3 separate regions of the Mus musculus genome follow, and all the other regions are linked to region 3. A link is a loop called in an ENCODE intact Hi-C map of the cell type or tissue named here. Cell type or tissue: heart. All regions are shown on one strand. Each heading gives the region's core, and the rest is flanking DNA. Links, peaks and the distances in the headings are about the cores only. Region 1 overlaps Vac14 (Vac14 homolog (S. cerevisiae)). Region 2 holds the start of Dhx38 (DEAH (Asp-Glu-Ala-His) box polypeptide 38). Region 3 holds the start of Cmtr2 (cap methyltransferase 2).

Region 1 (2,500 bases), core at 1-2,500, 400 kb before region 3:
GGCTTTAGTGCTCAACACCAACACTCCATGTGGCCTCTTAACTAAGAACAGGCGTCTTGGAGGGGTTCGCTCAACTAAGAACAGGGCAAGCATGTTCACTTTTGCAGCACACGAGCTGTCACACGCCACACGCAACAGTCAATGCTCTAACTTTTCTTTGATGGGGTATCTGTGGGGACCGATTAATAGGCTACTTGACCAAGGGTTAGTCTGATGAAGAATATATGCAAATATCGAATATTCTATGCACAGAACAGAAGGTCTTTGAAGTTAGCACTTGCCAAGCTTTAACATGTACAACAGTCATGCAGGAATCTTGTTCGAGGGCCAATTCTAACTCACACAAGGATGAAGCCAGCGTCTCTCTTCAGTAGCTGTCTGCAGGCCACTTTTGAGAAGCAAGTTCCTTAGGCTACAATGTTACTCTCCTATCAAAACTGCAAAACTATTGTTCCTGTGTACAAGTGTCAAATGCCACTAGGCACTCACTGTGTTAAGAGAAGAGGATAAATCAAATGTTTTTTCTCTTAAGGAGGCCATAGTCCCTTACCACCCTAGGAATTTTCTCTGAATTTTACAAATCAAGGGCAATGTCTAATACAAAACAAACTGGGTTAACAACTAAGCCCCTACACGACCACCTGCAGAGAAGTCTTCCACAGACTGACCGGAAGCAGCTATGCTGTGAACACCTCTGTTCAAGGACCTAACAGATGACTCAAGCCAGGATAAAAGCAGATACTTCTGTGACGCTGAGTGGGTGGCAAAAAACTGGTGTCAGTGTGCCACTGTCTGAATCTTAACCGTTTCTCAAAGGCCCGTGTATGCACGGTGTAGGTAGCCCTCTGTCTGGTTCATTCGGAGTTGACAGAGTTTGAGAGTTAGGCTTATTGAGAGCTCCTTTTGGTGTGTGCCCTTGAAGGGCTTCATCATGCCCAAAAGCTACAGGTCCAACTGACCACATACTACCCTGTCCATTTAAATCTCGAGTGTTTGATACAGCAATGAAAACCTAATATACACTGCAACTTCACAAAACCAACAGAACTCACGGACACACAATCATACCTAGACACTATCTTTGGGTCACACTATTCGGCATGACAACAGAACTGTGCTAAGCACTGCAATGCAAGGCAGTAAACAGAAAAGAGGGGAAAAAAAGGCGGCGGCTGAGGAAAGAAACCGCTAGCGTGAGTACTGCAAACAAATGGAAGGGTCTTCTTACCTAAGCCCAAAGCCATTAGTCTAGGGCAAAGCAATTGTTCTCAACTAGTGTGATTTTGATTCTTTAAGGGACATTTGGCAAAGTCTGATGACAATTTGGGTTGTCACAACTGATGGAGTACTACTGGCATCTAGTGGGTAAAGGGCAGAGGTACTACTAAAAAAAAAAAAAAAAATCACACAAGCTACAGAACTGCCCATCACAACCAAGTATTGTGCTTCCCAAATATCAACAGCACCGAGGTTAAAAAACTTTGAGTAAAGAGTCTATCCTAGTCAATGAGTGAGCACCACTCCATAGCTTAGGGCTGGCCATGTGACCATTGTACAATGACTGAAATGTTCTCTAGTCTGCACTGTGCAGCTGTAGTGGTTGGCTCCTGAACACCCAGATTATGGGTAGTGAAACTGACGTGCTGAATTTACAATTTGTACTGATTCATTACTTTGTTGTTGTTGTTGAGACTGGATCTAGCCCCGTGACCAATGCTAATCTCAAACGAGTACAGTATTTCTGCCCGAGCCTTCCAAGTGCCAAATCTCAAGCCTGTGTCACTACTCTGGTTAACTTAAATTTACATAGACACATATGGTCCGCTGTTACCAAGTTGGATGTCTTAACTCCTAATGTTTTTCTAGTTTTACAGGCTGCTGCTTTCTACTCTTCTGAAACCACCTACTCAACTGACTGTTACTAAGATTTGGCTGGGGGAAAAACACGTGCTCTCTCACATACTCAGCAAAACATTACCGAATTAAACATTCCCTATTTCGAACACCTGGAAACACCAGTGCACTATTACACACACGTATACTATTGCAGAAGCGGGGAAGGGCAAATCTTCCCATTTTCACTTGCAAGGGAGGGTGGCCTGACAATCTTCTGAGCATTGGATCACGTGCTTTGACCTATTTCTACACTTGGCCACTTCAGAAGCTGCAAAGAGAAGGCGGGACACCATAAGCAAATTCTCCACCTCCTCAGAGAGGCCACTCTCCGATCTAGCTGGCTTTTGACTGAGGCCACACTGAATGTGTCAGGTACTGCGCTAGGTTCTGCACATACCTTAAGTCAATTCATTTTCACTGCTATCTGGGAGCACCAGGAGGTTAAGACTAGCAAAGATAGGGCTCTTGGATTTCCCGCTCTAAAGCAATGTGCTAAGAGCTGAAACCGGAGAGGTCAATACCGAACCCTCGCCGCGGGCAAGCAGAACCGCTAGGCGCTGCAAAGCCAGGGCGGGGTCCCAGGAGCTCTTACTTCTCGATCTCC
Region 2 (6,440 bases), core at 1,602-4,101, 650 kb after region 3:
AAAGCTTTAACTTCAGAGTGCTGCTCCCACCCAAGAGGCCTGGGGGAGCCACGGGTAGCTGAGTAGGGAGGCAAGCATCTGCACAAAGGAGGCCCGCCTGCAGCTGAAGGATGCGGCTGTGCCTCAGAGCACTGCCAGACTGCAGAAAGAACCACAGCTTATGGCAAGTGCTGAAGCAGACAAACTTGACCTCAGCAGTCTGGAGTAGGAGGGAGAGTGGCTGGAAGGTGGGGTGGCAGAGGTGGGGACATGATTCACCCTTTCTGCGCTTTGCATTGTTTTAATATAACGTTTACTGAACTTCCCATATCCCTACACAAAAGACTTTGAGATTCCATACTACTTCATTTGTGGACCATACTTCATGGGTCCTTCATTGACGAATGTTTGTATATTCTCGAGTCCTGACTTAAGGGGACTTCCTAGATACACTTAATCACATGGCAAACAGACCAACTAAGAGTGTGTGAAAGTCATAATTAAATAAATGACTCAGAGGAGACTGAGGTAGAGGGGCCTCATCTGACCTTCTCTCTGTCTTCCTTTGGTGCTGGGCTTCTCACTCTATAGACTAGTTCATTCTGTTACTCTTCTAGCTGTGAGACAAAGGCTAGAACTCATGCTACAAAATTGCTAGTCTAGCTCCTAATTTTTGGCAAGTCATTTCCTAATTGAAAAATCCCATGACTGACAAGTCACTATTGACAGTACCCACAGAAGATGCAACTGGGATATTAGTTACTCTGCATTTAATTTCAAGGCTTGTTAATGCTATGAAATGTGATTTGCCTTTCTCCCCTTCATCAAAAATTATATTTCGTGGTCTGGATTAGGGCTGGGAGGATAGCTCAGTTAGTAAAGTGCTTGCCTGGGAAGGGTGAGGACCCAGTTCGATCCCCGGAAGCCATCTAAAAAGAAGCCTGGCCTGCGAGAGTAGCTCACGAACTCAGTGCACTCAGCCAGATCCTTGGGATTTGGTGGCCAGTCAGCCTAGCCAGTTCACCAAGTTGCAGGGCAGCCTGAGACCTTGTTGTCAACAATACAAAACAAAACAAACCCAAACCCAAACACCTAAGGTTGCCTTTGGTGTACAAACATGCACTGACAGGTGTATATACATGAGTATATACTCATGCACATACACAACAATGCACACATAAGATATGAATAAAATTTACACAAGAAATGAAATTGTTCCACCTATAAGCCACAGTTTATTTTAATAGTTTTATGTGCATGTCTTCCTGCCTATATGTCAAATTCCCTGGGACTGGAGTTAAAGATAGATGTGAGGTGCCACGTGGGTGCTGGGAGCTGAATCCCTGGTCATGTGGAAGAGCAGTCAGTGGTCTCAACCTCTGAGCCATCTCTCCAGCCTGTAGGTCACCCTTTAAATAGGGAAGCTGACTTCCAGGAGGGGTTTCATCAACTGTGAGTGTAGAACAAATTACTGATGAAAGAGAAACACAAAGAGAATTTGGACCCGTCTCGCCGTTAGAATTCACGTAAGCAAATCCCGTACTAGTAATAAAAAGAGGAAGGGGGAGTGTGGCGTGTCACCAGAGAGGGTCGGTGTGCTACAGGCCAGATGTTGGAAGGAGGGGGAAAGCGACACCACATCCAAGACAGTGTTCGCATGAGGGATGCAAATGGAGAATCATAAAAATTATGAACACTAAACACATTTGGAAAGCCAAGTTTTGCACGTAGACAAAGGATAGCAAGTTAAAAGGCAGATTTAAGAAATGCATTGAGTCTACAAACACCAAGTGAGACGGTAACACTCAGAATGGAGAGAGAGCGGAGGCATGCCTACTTCGTTGGAATTTGGATGCAAAAGCTCTTTGGAAAGAAAACTGGCCTCCTCTTTACACAACAGCTCTACTTTTGAGAATATGAACATAGACACAAAGACCTATGTTCATGTCTGTCAACAGGGCACTGATAGTAGTAGTCTTGCGAACTATCTTATACAGCTACTAAGAAAAGATTCGGAAGCAGTATGTAAAGTCTGATTCTTCTTTTTTGTAGAAACTTAACGTGTAATGCTTTCATAGGATAATGGAAATAAGCATCCTAAGATATAACCAAAGGACATATCTGAACATGAACTTATTTTCCAAGGATCTCGCTTAGTACCCCAGAGTGGCCTCAAACTTGTGGCAATCTTTATGCCTAAACCTCACAACTGCTGGGATTACAGCGGTATGTCACTTTAATCTACGTCAGGGCTGACGTCTACAAAACACCCAACGCATGTTTTTGATAAGAACCTGGTGGTTGGGTTCCCCCTGGTTCACAGGTGCCATGGAGGACACTTCGGTCTACATGTCAGCAACCCGGGCTCCTCCACCGGTTAGCTAGGGCACAACTGCCTCTTTCCTCACTGCCATCCTGGGAAAGACCCCAACTAACCTGGGCTGTATCCTTAGAAACGCTTCCTCCGACAGGAAAAAAAAAAAAAAAAAAAAAAAAAAATCCTCCCAAACGGAAGTGAGAAACACGGACGCAGAAAACGAACGTGCCACCGCGCGCCCCAGTCAATAGTCCGGTAATCCGACAAGATTATTTTAGTTCCTTTCCACTTTGCACTGGCCGCCAGCGACAGGAAGTGACGTCATTTCCGCCCTTAGTAAACATGGCCGGTCTCGTGTTGTCCTCCCTTGCACACCCCCGAGCCAGAGGCGGGGTGTTGACTCTTACGCCAAGCGCGATTGGTCGCAAGGAGACTCTGAACCCAGAGGAAGAGACTGAGGCTCGGAAGGCCTGTTCGCGGGGTTGCACTCTGGCGTCCCGGAACCCTGGATTTGTGGGCTGCTCTCGATGGTCTTTTTGGACGGATAGAAGGCTCCGCGCAGGGCATTATGGGACGATGATGGCCGCTTTCAAACAGCGGAATTTGCCTCTTTGAGACCCTCGGATCGAGCGGTGGCCGCGCTGGCGTCTCCAGATCAGGAACCGAAGGCCTCGAGAGTCGTGCTTGGTGAGGTGAGCGTCTCTTTCTCTTTCCAGATCTGTCCTTCGGCAGCCATGGCGGCTCCAGGCGGCCGGTGTCGGCTCGCGGCTTCTGTTTGGGCCCTGATTTCAGAGTTCCTCTAGTCCTTGTTACCCAAGTTTCTCTATTTGCTTGAGCGGAGAAGTTCATTCAGCCTTCTCCGGACTTTGTCCATGTTCTGGTCTCATCCCGGTGTTTGGGAACGGCCCCACGGAGATTCAGGGGTCCTCCCTGTGCCCTCGTTTAGGGCAGTACGCGAACCTGGTACCCGATAGTTGGAGAGCCTGGGTAGGGCTTCTGGTGCCTTCCTCCTGTCTCACTGAAGAGTCTCCACTAGATCTGGCGGATAATCTATAAGTAGAGTATTAACCCTAAGAGGAAAGGGCTCTTGTTTTTCCTTTATCGGTATTGTTGAGAATAGCAAGTGGATTAACGACGCATGCAGTAAGCAGTTGCTAACCTGAGAAGTCCATTGTGGCTTCTTTGTCACCGATGTTTCTCCATAGTCTGGCCGTGGACCGCTTTATTTGCTATTTTGAGCCGCTAATTAAGTCCTTCCTTGTCCTGTGTTGTGAATAATTTCCTGTCCAGAGAAATGTCTGACTTCCTGTTCGCTTTCAATAAATGATATCTAATCAGGTTTTTACTTTGCCATTTGTTAACAAGACAGACAGTAGTCTCTGCTTGCATGCAAATGACACTTTAGGATGTAAGTCGTTGTATCTCAGCCTTCCTGTCAAGATTTCTTAATATGCATATAAGATGCGACTTTGTTTCTCTCTTCTACCTCGGGAAACTTTTGCTTCTTCATCCACATTGTGTTGCAGCGCCCCTTGGGAGAGCTGTGCATGTTAATTAGAACACAGCAAAAGAAGTCTAGATTCAAAAGTCACAGTTCTCATGCTTTATAAACTTAATCGGAATGAGAATAATTAACTACATGTCCAACATAGGTCCAAGCTTATAATCGGGTGGTGTTAGATAAAGATGAATTTGACATCAGCCAAACACCTGGGAGGTCTTACAGTCTCTGAAACACGTTCCAGACATGCTCTTTCCTAACATTTCTTGGAAGTAATTTTGGCGAACACAGTTTGTTATTCAAGAGATTTTTTTTTTTTTTTTTTTTGCCTGCTATGGGATGCTTTTTTTCTCTTTTCCCACAAACCACTACTGATCCACAACAAAAGTCAGCAAGTGTGTAGAATATGGATGGTGAAATCGTGTGCTAGCTAACTTCTCTGCTCTGTGGAACTTGTGACTTAAAGGGAATGGGATGGGTGGGTGGGAGAATGCATATCAAAAACCAGGAAGGGAAGTCAGGGTACAGGAGCATAATACCAAGTATGCAACCGTCACATCAGTGTACCAACAATTGATTCTCACAGTGGTTCTGTGGATTGTGGAAAGCAGAAGTGATTGTGGTTTCACACATAGAGAACTAATGACTAACCAAGACAACTGCTTACTGTCCCAAAAAAACCAGAAAATGCCAAGAGCCTGGAGTGAGTTAGTTACTTAGTTTATTTCTTCCTTCCTTTCTTCCTTTCTTCCTTCCTTCCTTCCTTCCTTCCTTCCTTTCTCTCTCTCTCTCTCTCTCTCTCTCTCTCTCTCTCTCTCTTTCTTTCTTTCTTTCTTTCTTTCTTTCTTTCTTTCTTTCTTGTCTCACTAGAGAAGTGGGATGTGCTGCTACAGTTCATATGAAAAAGGCAAGCATGCCTGGCTTGTGTTCAGAGGCAGGGAGCTAATGGGGACTCCTAGAGGTGATTATTTTGGCCCATAAGTGGGAGGAAGTGTGTTCTGTAGAAGAGTGAGATAATGGGCAGAGGGACAAACTGGGAGGGAGAGAGCAAGAGAAGGAGAGAGAAAGAATATAAATGAGTGAATCCTTCACTAAATATCCTAGCTAGTGTGAAACTATGTAGCCCAGACTAGCTTCCCACTTGCCCCCCTCTGGAGCCTCTACCTCCCGTGCTGAGATTACAGGTGCATATCATGCCCAGCTCAATCGCCTGGGTTTTAATCAGGGTTTCTGACTTAAGTCCAGTTCCCCTATACTTCTCTTTATAAAAATCATTCTAGTCTGGTAAGAAGCCCTTAGTGAGGTTGATTCTTGTCTAGATGACACCTTCTCGATCCTAGTGTGTGGTCCATGTCCATGTGTCTCTGTGCCTTTTGGATGTGTTGGGGTGTGGTCCGTGTCCATGTGTCTCTGTGCCTTTTGGATGTGTTGGAGTGGGAACTGGTCAGCTTTTAGAGACTGATAGTGATTTGGTGAGGAAGTCCTCACAAGTAGCAGGAGGGGCTGGAGAGGTGGCTCCGGTGGTGGGTGCTTTCTTACAAGTGTAAGGTCCTGATTTTAGATCCCCAGAACCCATGGAGAGTCATGAGTAGAGGCACATCTGTGCTAAGAGTCAGAGGCAGATCCCAAGGAGCTTCTTGGCCAAATTAGTTCCCAGTTCAGTGAAGACCCTATCTTCAAAAGTAAATAAGGGAGCAACTGAGAAAAGTACCTGATGTTGGCCTCTGGCTTTATGTGCACCTGCATGACAACACACATATATACACACTAGCTAGCAGAAGATGTTCTGGGCTCAGTGTAGGGAGGTAGGGATAGCCACTTAAATGCACTCGTTATTCTGGGATACAGTAGACCGGAGTTTTCTTATGTCCAGTTCTAACGGTCTGCCTTCCTTTCAGAGAAATAAGAGCCTGTGATGGAGGACCCTGGTGAGGATACCTCCATCCATCGCTTGGAAGGCACCAGTTTGGACTCTCAGGTTGGTGGTCTTATTTGCAAGACCAAAAGTGCAGCCAATGAGCAGCATGTCTTCAAAGCCCCTGCTCCCCGCCCTTCACTGCTGGGGCTGGACTTACTGGCGTCCCTGAAACGGAGGGAGCGAGAGGAGAAGGATGATGGGGAGGACAAGAAAAAGTCCAGAGTCTCTTCTTACAAAGACTGGGAGGAGAGTAAGGATGACCAGAAGGATGCCGAGGAGGAGAGCGAGGACCAGGCTGGCCGAAGTAGCCGGAGAGACAGGTAAGGAGAGAGGGTAAAAAGTGGTGGTCAGAAAATATTCGCCCAGGTTCACCTCAGCTCCTGTCGGACACCTAAGAGCTTTACGGTTTTATTGTGATTCCATGATACTGGTGGCAGGTAGGAGCTGGTAAGGATTTGCGGGGAAGGCTGCTAAGAAGTGGACGTAAGTGCTTGGGTTCTAGCCCTGTCCAGGCCTTCAGCACCAGGGAGATGCAGTGGAGAGGACATACTGCTTGTTGGCATGGTCGGAGGTAGAGGGAAATGTTTTCTGCCATGGAGACCCCTTTCTTCACTCTCCCTGTTTCAGGCATTACCGATCTGCTCGGGTAGAGACTCCGTCCCACCCCGGGGGTGTGAGTGAAGAGTTTTGGGAACGCAGTAGGCAGAGAGAGCGGGATCGGAGGG
Region 3 (6,440 bases), core at 2,065-4,564:
AGAAGAGCCCTGAACTCGAGGTGCCCACAGGAGAAGCTCTCCGTGGGAGCTGGTAACTGCCACTCATTATCGAGTGGCTTACGGTAGGAAAAGCTCTTGGCAAAGAGCTCAGACACGTCATTGAGGACGTCTGGGCTGAAGGTCTCCAAGCAAGCTGGCTGCCGAGCCGGAAGCTTTCTGCGCTTGCTCATTGTCAAACTGAGTTAAAAATCTGAGAAGACAAAACGGAAGGTTACAAGGGTCACCTTTATAGTGAGTGAAACAGCATTGCAGAAAATCTGATCACACTTCAACAAACCCAGTACAATGTGAAGGCCGATGTCAGCACACTGTTACAAAGCAAAGCAACACGGAATAAAGGGGAGAGGCCTAGACAGCCATCAGTCCTCAGCATAAATTCCAGCTCTGCTCCTTACAGTTTAATCAATGTCCTGGAAAATATGTTTTATTCTGGGGCTCAATGTTTTTCTTATTTTCAAATACTGGTCTTTCAAATGATTTTTTTAAAGAGGTGGCACCTAACAGTATTTAGCAGGGAGTGGCAGCTTTTGCCATAGCAACTCACCTGGCTCCTCCCCAAAGCTCTCTGTTCTCAGATTAGACACAACCCATGTACCGTAAACACATGAACATCCTTCCACTTCATCCTCAAACGTGACTGCAAATCAAACTCCTTTTGGCACTTATAATTAATTCCCTTTGTAACCCACCTTCCCGGCTGGAGGGTGTCTGATCATCTGAGACTGGTCTGGCCAAGCCTCTCTGTTGCCAGCAACTTAGCCAACTTACAAGGCTTGCTTTATACACTTTGATGACATTTCACTGAGACAGGTACCTTGGTGGTATCAATCATCCATGTAAGCCATCACCTACTATTCATAGCTAGAGTTTGGATCTGAAATACTGCCCCAAAACCCTCTAGAGAAAAGTTCGGTTCCCAGTTCATGATGCTACTTGGAGCAGGGGGACCCTTTAAGAGGTGGAGCCTAATGGAAGGAAGTTAGGTTACTGAGTAGCTATTAGGACCCCTGTCCTCCATGTCCTTTCCTGGCTGCCACCAGGTGAAAAGTCCTTTTTCTTTGTGCACTCTCCATCATGTACTGCCTCACCATAGGGCCAACGGCAATGAGCTAACTGACCACCAATTGAAACTTCTGAAACCATGAGCCAGAATAAGCCCTTCTCTTCCTACATTGCTTATTGTAGGGGTTTTGTTAGAGTGAAGTAGAGCTAATAAATAAATGTAGACAAAACAAAACCCCTAACAACAGCATCAACAACAAAACCCTTAACTGCCTAGGAAACTAGAAACATCTATCTTGGCAGAACAGAGGCTAAGGTAAAGAAAGATGGCACTGCTGGAGAGCTCTAAATTCCACCATGTGGAACGCTGAGTGTCATATGTCACCCGATGGTGAGGAGTGCTTAAGTTTTCAGTTCATGCTCTGCAATCATGTCATAGTCAATTCATCCAATAAATGGTTAGACATAAAACGTCAGACATAGAAAAACTGACAACTAAATCCCCATCCTACAGAAAGCAGACATTCAAGGTGAAAATCGTGAGTCAGGCGCGCTCCTTTGTACGCTGAGCAAGATGAACTCAAAGGAAATCTAAACTGAGAAATAAAGGTTAGCTATGACCATAATGACATCATGACATTGGTGCTTCCTGAGTCCTGTCCTCTTAGCAAACCTTCCCATCCCTTTTCATCCTGTATTTTATCCTGTGTTCATCTGGTGTACAGGTTGGTAAGCTCCTTAAAGCAGTGGGTACCTTTTTTAATCATCTTGTTTGTCACAACTACTTACGAGTCCCACGTGAGTAGAGATTTACTGTCACAAACAGCAACATCATTTAACAGTTAGAAACTGTATTTAGAAAAGCTCTTAGGGGGAGGCAAAAGCAGGGCATTTCTGCACGCACAAAAACTCTACGTAAGAGCAAACAGAAAATTTACTACAATGAGCTCATCTGTCTTGATCCACGCTGTGCTTACTGGGAACCGCAGCTACATTTAGACCTCCAATACATTCTATTTTGGGGGGAAAAAAAAAGTCTACTTTTAGTCATTAACTTCACATACTAATTAGTGGCTGTGGTTAAGCTGTGAAATCTTACCGAAATTAAGTGGATAATTGCCTTCACTTGCAAACAACTAAAAGGATTCAAACGCTCCAAGGTTCCTGACTGTACTTGAGCCTTGCTGCCAACTCATTCTTAATATTACCGCCCCCTTATCCATTCCACTCCAGCCACACAAGCCTGCTGTTCACTGAAGACCCAGGCCACACCACGTTGGAACACTTTGCTCAATACTAAGAGGCAAGCTCTACCTGGGCTTTACTCCCCCAAGTATCTATCTAGCTAATCCCCTCAGCTCCTCCTGGTATTTGCTGGAAGGCACTTTACTCTGTGAAGCCTATCCTAACACACTTATTTTGAAATTGCATCTCGGGCTCCCCATGGCCCTTACCTCACTTTCTCCCACGGCATTCATGTTTATCACTTATTTCTTTTCCCCTGTGTTCTGTTTGTGACTTGTCGTTCTCAACTTCCTCAAACCAGAATGTAAGCTCCGCACTTCTGCAGGACAGTTATCTTTTATTTTGCTCACTTACATGCCACCCCAAAAGGTTCCAACAGTGGCTGGTGGGCACTTAAGTACACTAACATTAACTGGATAAATGGACGAATATTACACTTAGCCCAAAAGACAAAGCTCTGAACAGAATAATGCATTTCAATTTCACCCTAGCATTTCAATGTACGACTTAAAAACAAAAAAAATTTCAATTAAATGCATAAAATTTTTTTTCAACTAAATGCATGCCGTTTCCAAAGTGCATGTGAGGCTGATGAGTATCAACTGTATTATTTTGCAGGCTCCAAGTGGAAGACAGGAAGCTTCCTGTCCAAAGCCACAAGGAAATGATTATAAAATTTGTAAGTCCAACACCAAAGCCTTTAAGTTCTCAACAGCTGTCAGGTCTAAGTGAGCATAGGGAGTGTTAGCAATGGTCCCGCCAACTTTTCCTAGGAAATAAAAACACTGGGGCATGTGCAGTGCTCACACTGGGTCCTGGGACAGCCACCTCTCAAACACTCATTTGAGCAGCCCCGCCCCTTGCCCGCAGCGAACCGTCCGGGAACTGTCACTCACCGAGAAGCCGGGTCCGCATTCCTTCAGCCCACGCCCACCAGAGCCCCTCGAGCAGGAGCAGAGTAGCACCGCACACGCGGTCCTCACTCTAACGAGCCACCTGCCACTTCCGCTCCCGGGAACAGCTTCCGGGGGTGGCGTCTCCTCTGCGTACTTGGCAACCGGGTCGCGGACAAAGAGGAGGGAGCGCCTGGAAGACCGCCCGGACCTGCGCACGCGCAACTGGAGCCAGATCCTCCTCCAGACCACGCCCCCACCGGCTGCGAGGCTCTGACAGCCACACTGCACAGGCGCCTTCCGGGAGGCCTATCGTCACGCGCATCGACGTCACTCGGGAGGGTGGCAACTCCTGGAGCTGAGCTCTGGTGCGGAGAAACTTGTCCGTCTCAGCGGGTCGCCATGGCAACGGAACTGGGCTTTGGTACCCGAAGGTTTACCCTGGATAGATAGATGCTAGTTCCTAGGAGAGACTGCATTAAAATTGAAGCTCAATGGATAACTTGAGTGCAAAACCAAATTAAAGAAACGGAAGTATCATCACTTGGTGTGTTTACATATTAATAAACCAAGGAAAAAGAAAACCACCCGGTGTAGTGCCACAAGCCTTTGATCCCAGCTCTCATGAGCCAGAGGGAAACAGATCTCTGAGTTCTAAGTCACTCTGGTCTACATAGAGAGTTCCATGTCAGCCAGGGATACCAGAGGATGGACTCTCAGGCCTGGGACTCTCTAGTTAGGTTAGACTGTCCAGCTAGTCACTGGTATCCACCTGTCTCCACCTCCCCAGCTGTGGGGTAGCCACAGCTGCTGTGCGTTTATAAGTGTAACAGCCATCCTTTTTAGAGGAAAGCGCTTCACAGCACTTCCCTCATCCTCTCGCTCTCCCACTCTTTTCACCCACTCTTCTGCACTCCCCTTCCCTGAGCAGGTGTTATGTAGATGGCCTGTCTATGGCTGAGCTGTCAGTCACTTCTCAGAACTTTGACAGAGATGAGGGAAGAGCACCGTATTCAGAAGGCAGTTTGGCAACTTGACCATTTAGAGAAAAAAAAAAAAATCAGTGGACTCTCCCTTAGAGCCCACGATTTGTTAGTTATGGGTTTGGGCCATAACTAATACAAGGCATGAATTCCTCTTGTGGAGCAGGCAAATACCTACTGAATATTTTAGAAAAGCTCCCTTAAGTTCCTTCCTAGTCTTCCACCCTCAAGAAGCAGCTATCACTGTATTTCCCATCACCCTAATTTAGATGATCTGGTCTAGAATTTCACATAATTCAATCATTACACTTTGACTCTTCTCAGCCTCTCCCTGTTCAATTTATTATTTAAAATGTTTTCATCTGTATTGTCTTGTGTCTTTAAAATTTATATTGCAAGGGGTTTGTCATTCTGTGGGTTGACTTTAATCAGTTCTTCTACTGAAGGCTGACTGTTTAGTTTCTAGACTGGTGATATTACGAATGGACCTGTTTGGGGACTTTCTAATATGTTGTTGTAAGCATATGTTTTCATTATTCTTGTGTGACTTAGATGTGGAGGAACTGAGTCATCCAGCAGGCATAGCGACCAAGAGGAGAGAATAATCGCAGCTGCTGTGTGTGTAACTTCTTAAATCTTCCCCAGAGTTCTGAGTGTGTGTAACTTCTTAAGACTTCCCCAGATTTCTGAAGTGTTCCACCGTTTTGTAGTCCTACCCATAATGCAACTTTTTGGCATTGTCTTTTCATTTTAGCCGTTGGAGAGACTCTGTTGCTTTCTAAATGGGATTCTTTGAGACTTTCATACATATGTACAATATGTTTTGATCACCCTCCTCCTCTTCCAACTCCCCCCTCCCCATTTCATACAATGTTCTTTACTTTCTTTTTTTTGTAGCTCACTGATTCCAATTAGAGCAGATAGTATGTGCATAGGACCATCCACTAGAGCATGGGTGACCTACAAGGTGCCACCTTCCTGATAATAAATATTAGTTTAAAATGTCAATATATGAATGCTGTTCTTTTGTGGAACCCAGGAGTATGTGAGGAATTTGTAATCTGTTAGATGAAATTACCGTGTTTATAAATACTGTCATGAACACTCCAAACAGCAAAGGATGTAGGGAGTCTTCCCTGGGTAAAATGGTCACTACACAAACGGTGACCATAAAACCTTTGCTGAAGAACTGTGGGGCTTTTGCACTGTTAGTTCTCTTAATTACATGACATAAATACACTTACCGTTTCCGTTTTAGGAACAGAATGCAGGCTGAGAACAATCTGACAATTCGCTGAAAGTTATGTCATCACCAGGCAGCAGAGTCAGGGTGTGAACTTGAGTCTGCCTGAATCCAAATTGCTGCCAGCTGTGCCAAGCCATCTCCATCATTCCCATTCAGACTCAGAAAGGTGTATCGGCAGCGGCAATAGTTGTTAAAGGAAGATGAATGGCATGCGTGTTAGAAAAGCAAGAGAGTGGGCTGTTGAAAAGGTTTTAGGAAAGACAAAGTGATCCAGATGTGTGAAGCGGATACATGACGCCTGCCTCTCACTACACTGCCTGCCTCTGACTTACTGCAGCATCTGCCTTTGACTGCACTGCCTGCCTCTGGAGCCCTTGCCCCTAACTGGACTGCCTTGTCTAGCCTCAATAGAAGAGACACGCCTAGTCCTACTGCAGTTTGCTATACCAAGGCTGATTGCTATCCATGGGAGGCCTCCTCTTTTCGGAGGAGAGAGGGAGAAGGGGTGGATGGAGGGAGGGGAGAAGGAGGGACTGAGAGGAGAGAAGGGAGGGGAAGCTTCAATCCAGATGTAAAGTAAATAAATAATTAATTTTTTTTTTTAAAAAGAAAAGTAACACACAAAAGGAAATTAGAGTAAAACTAATAACCAACTTGGCTCCTGTAACGTTGGGTAGAATGTCTACAATGTAATATTCAGTGCAAATAGGATCTTGAAGCTGTTTGCATACTGTTTAGAAACAAATATTACAAAAAAGTTAATTTTAAGCATAAATATAAAAATTGCACACATCGATCATAAGAGCAATTTTTGTCTATTTTATTACCATATCATATAGTTAAACTTCACTCTACATTTTAACATATATTAGGACTAAAACTCAGTATGAACTGTCTTCTTAAAAAATATTTCAGCCAGGTATGGTGGCACACGCCTTTAATCCCAGCACTCGGGAGGCAGAGGCAGAAGGATTTCTGAGTTCGGGGCCAGCCTGGTCTACAAAGTGAGTTCCAGGACAGCCAGGGCTATACAAAGAAACCCTGTCTCGA

What was found. A loop is a pair of places that touch in the nucleus more often than their neighbours do. Peaks named below come from ENCODE experiments on the same cell type or tissue, not always from the same donor. Only the 100,000 strongest peaks of a DNase experiment are listed, where the experiment ranks them.
Region 1: a loop joins it to region 3, with 6 times the contacts of the local background. A loop is called at or near these places in 8 of 42 quality-filtered maps.
Region 2: it touches region 3 in a loop (8-fold over the local background); 3 of 42 quality-filtered maps call a loop at or near these places.

Annotation. Positions count from the first base shown.
Region 1 is chr8:110,618,982-110,621,481 of GRCm38, reverse strand. Vac14 (Vac14 homolog (S. cerevisiae)) reads right to left here. Exons shown (of 19, transcript NM_146216.3): 1 at 2,489-2,500. Among named protein-coding and RNA genes, the nearest start is that of Vac14, 1.7 kb to the right of the region's middle. In heart, for the core only: a CTCF peak has its summit at 1,385; no DNase peak of the experiment used is centred there; H3K4me3 peaks cover 978 bases; H3K27ac peaks cover 503 bases.
Region 2 is chr8:109,562,039-109,568,478 of GRCm38, reverse strand. Dhx38 (DEAH (Asp-Glu-Ala-His) box polypeptide 38) reads left to right here and starts at 2,618. Exons shown (of 27, transcript NM_178380.2): 1 at 2,618-2,988; 2 at 5,696-6,035; 3 at 6,343-6,440. The coding sequence starts at 5,713. Txnl4b (thioredoxin-like 4B) reads right to left here and starts at 2,587. Exons shown (of 4, transcript NM_175646.4): 1 at 2,416-2,587. In heart, for the core only: no CTCF peak of the experiment used is centred there; a DNase peak (open chromatin) is centred at 2,698; H3K4me3 peaks cover 2,491 bases; H3K27ac peaks cover 1,795 bases.
Region 3 is chr8:110,214,811-110,221,250 of GRCm38, reverse strand. It overlaps Cmtr2 (cap methyltransferase 2), which reads right to left and starts at 3,291. Exons shown (of 2, transcript NM_146215.4): 1 at 3,165-3,291; 2 at 1-211. The coding sequence starts at 191. In heart, for the core only: no CTCF peak of the experiment used is centred there; DNase peaks (open chromatin) are centred at 3,370 and 3,910; H3K4me3 peaks cover 1,640 bases; H3K27ac peaks cover 1,021 bases.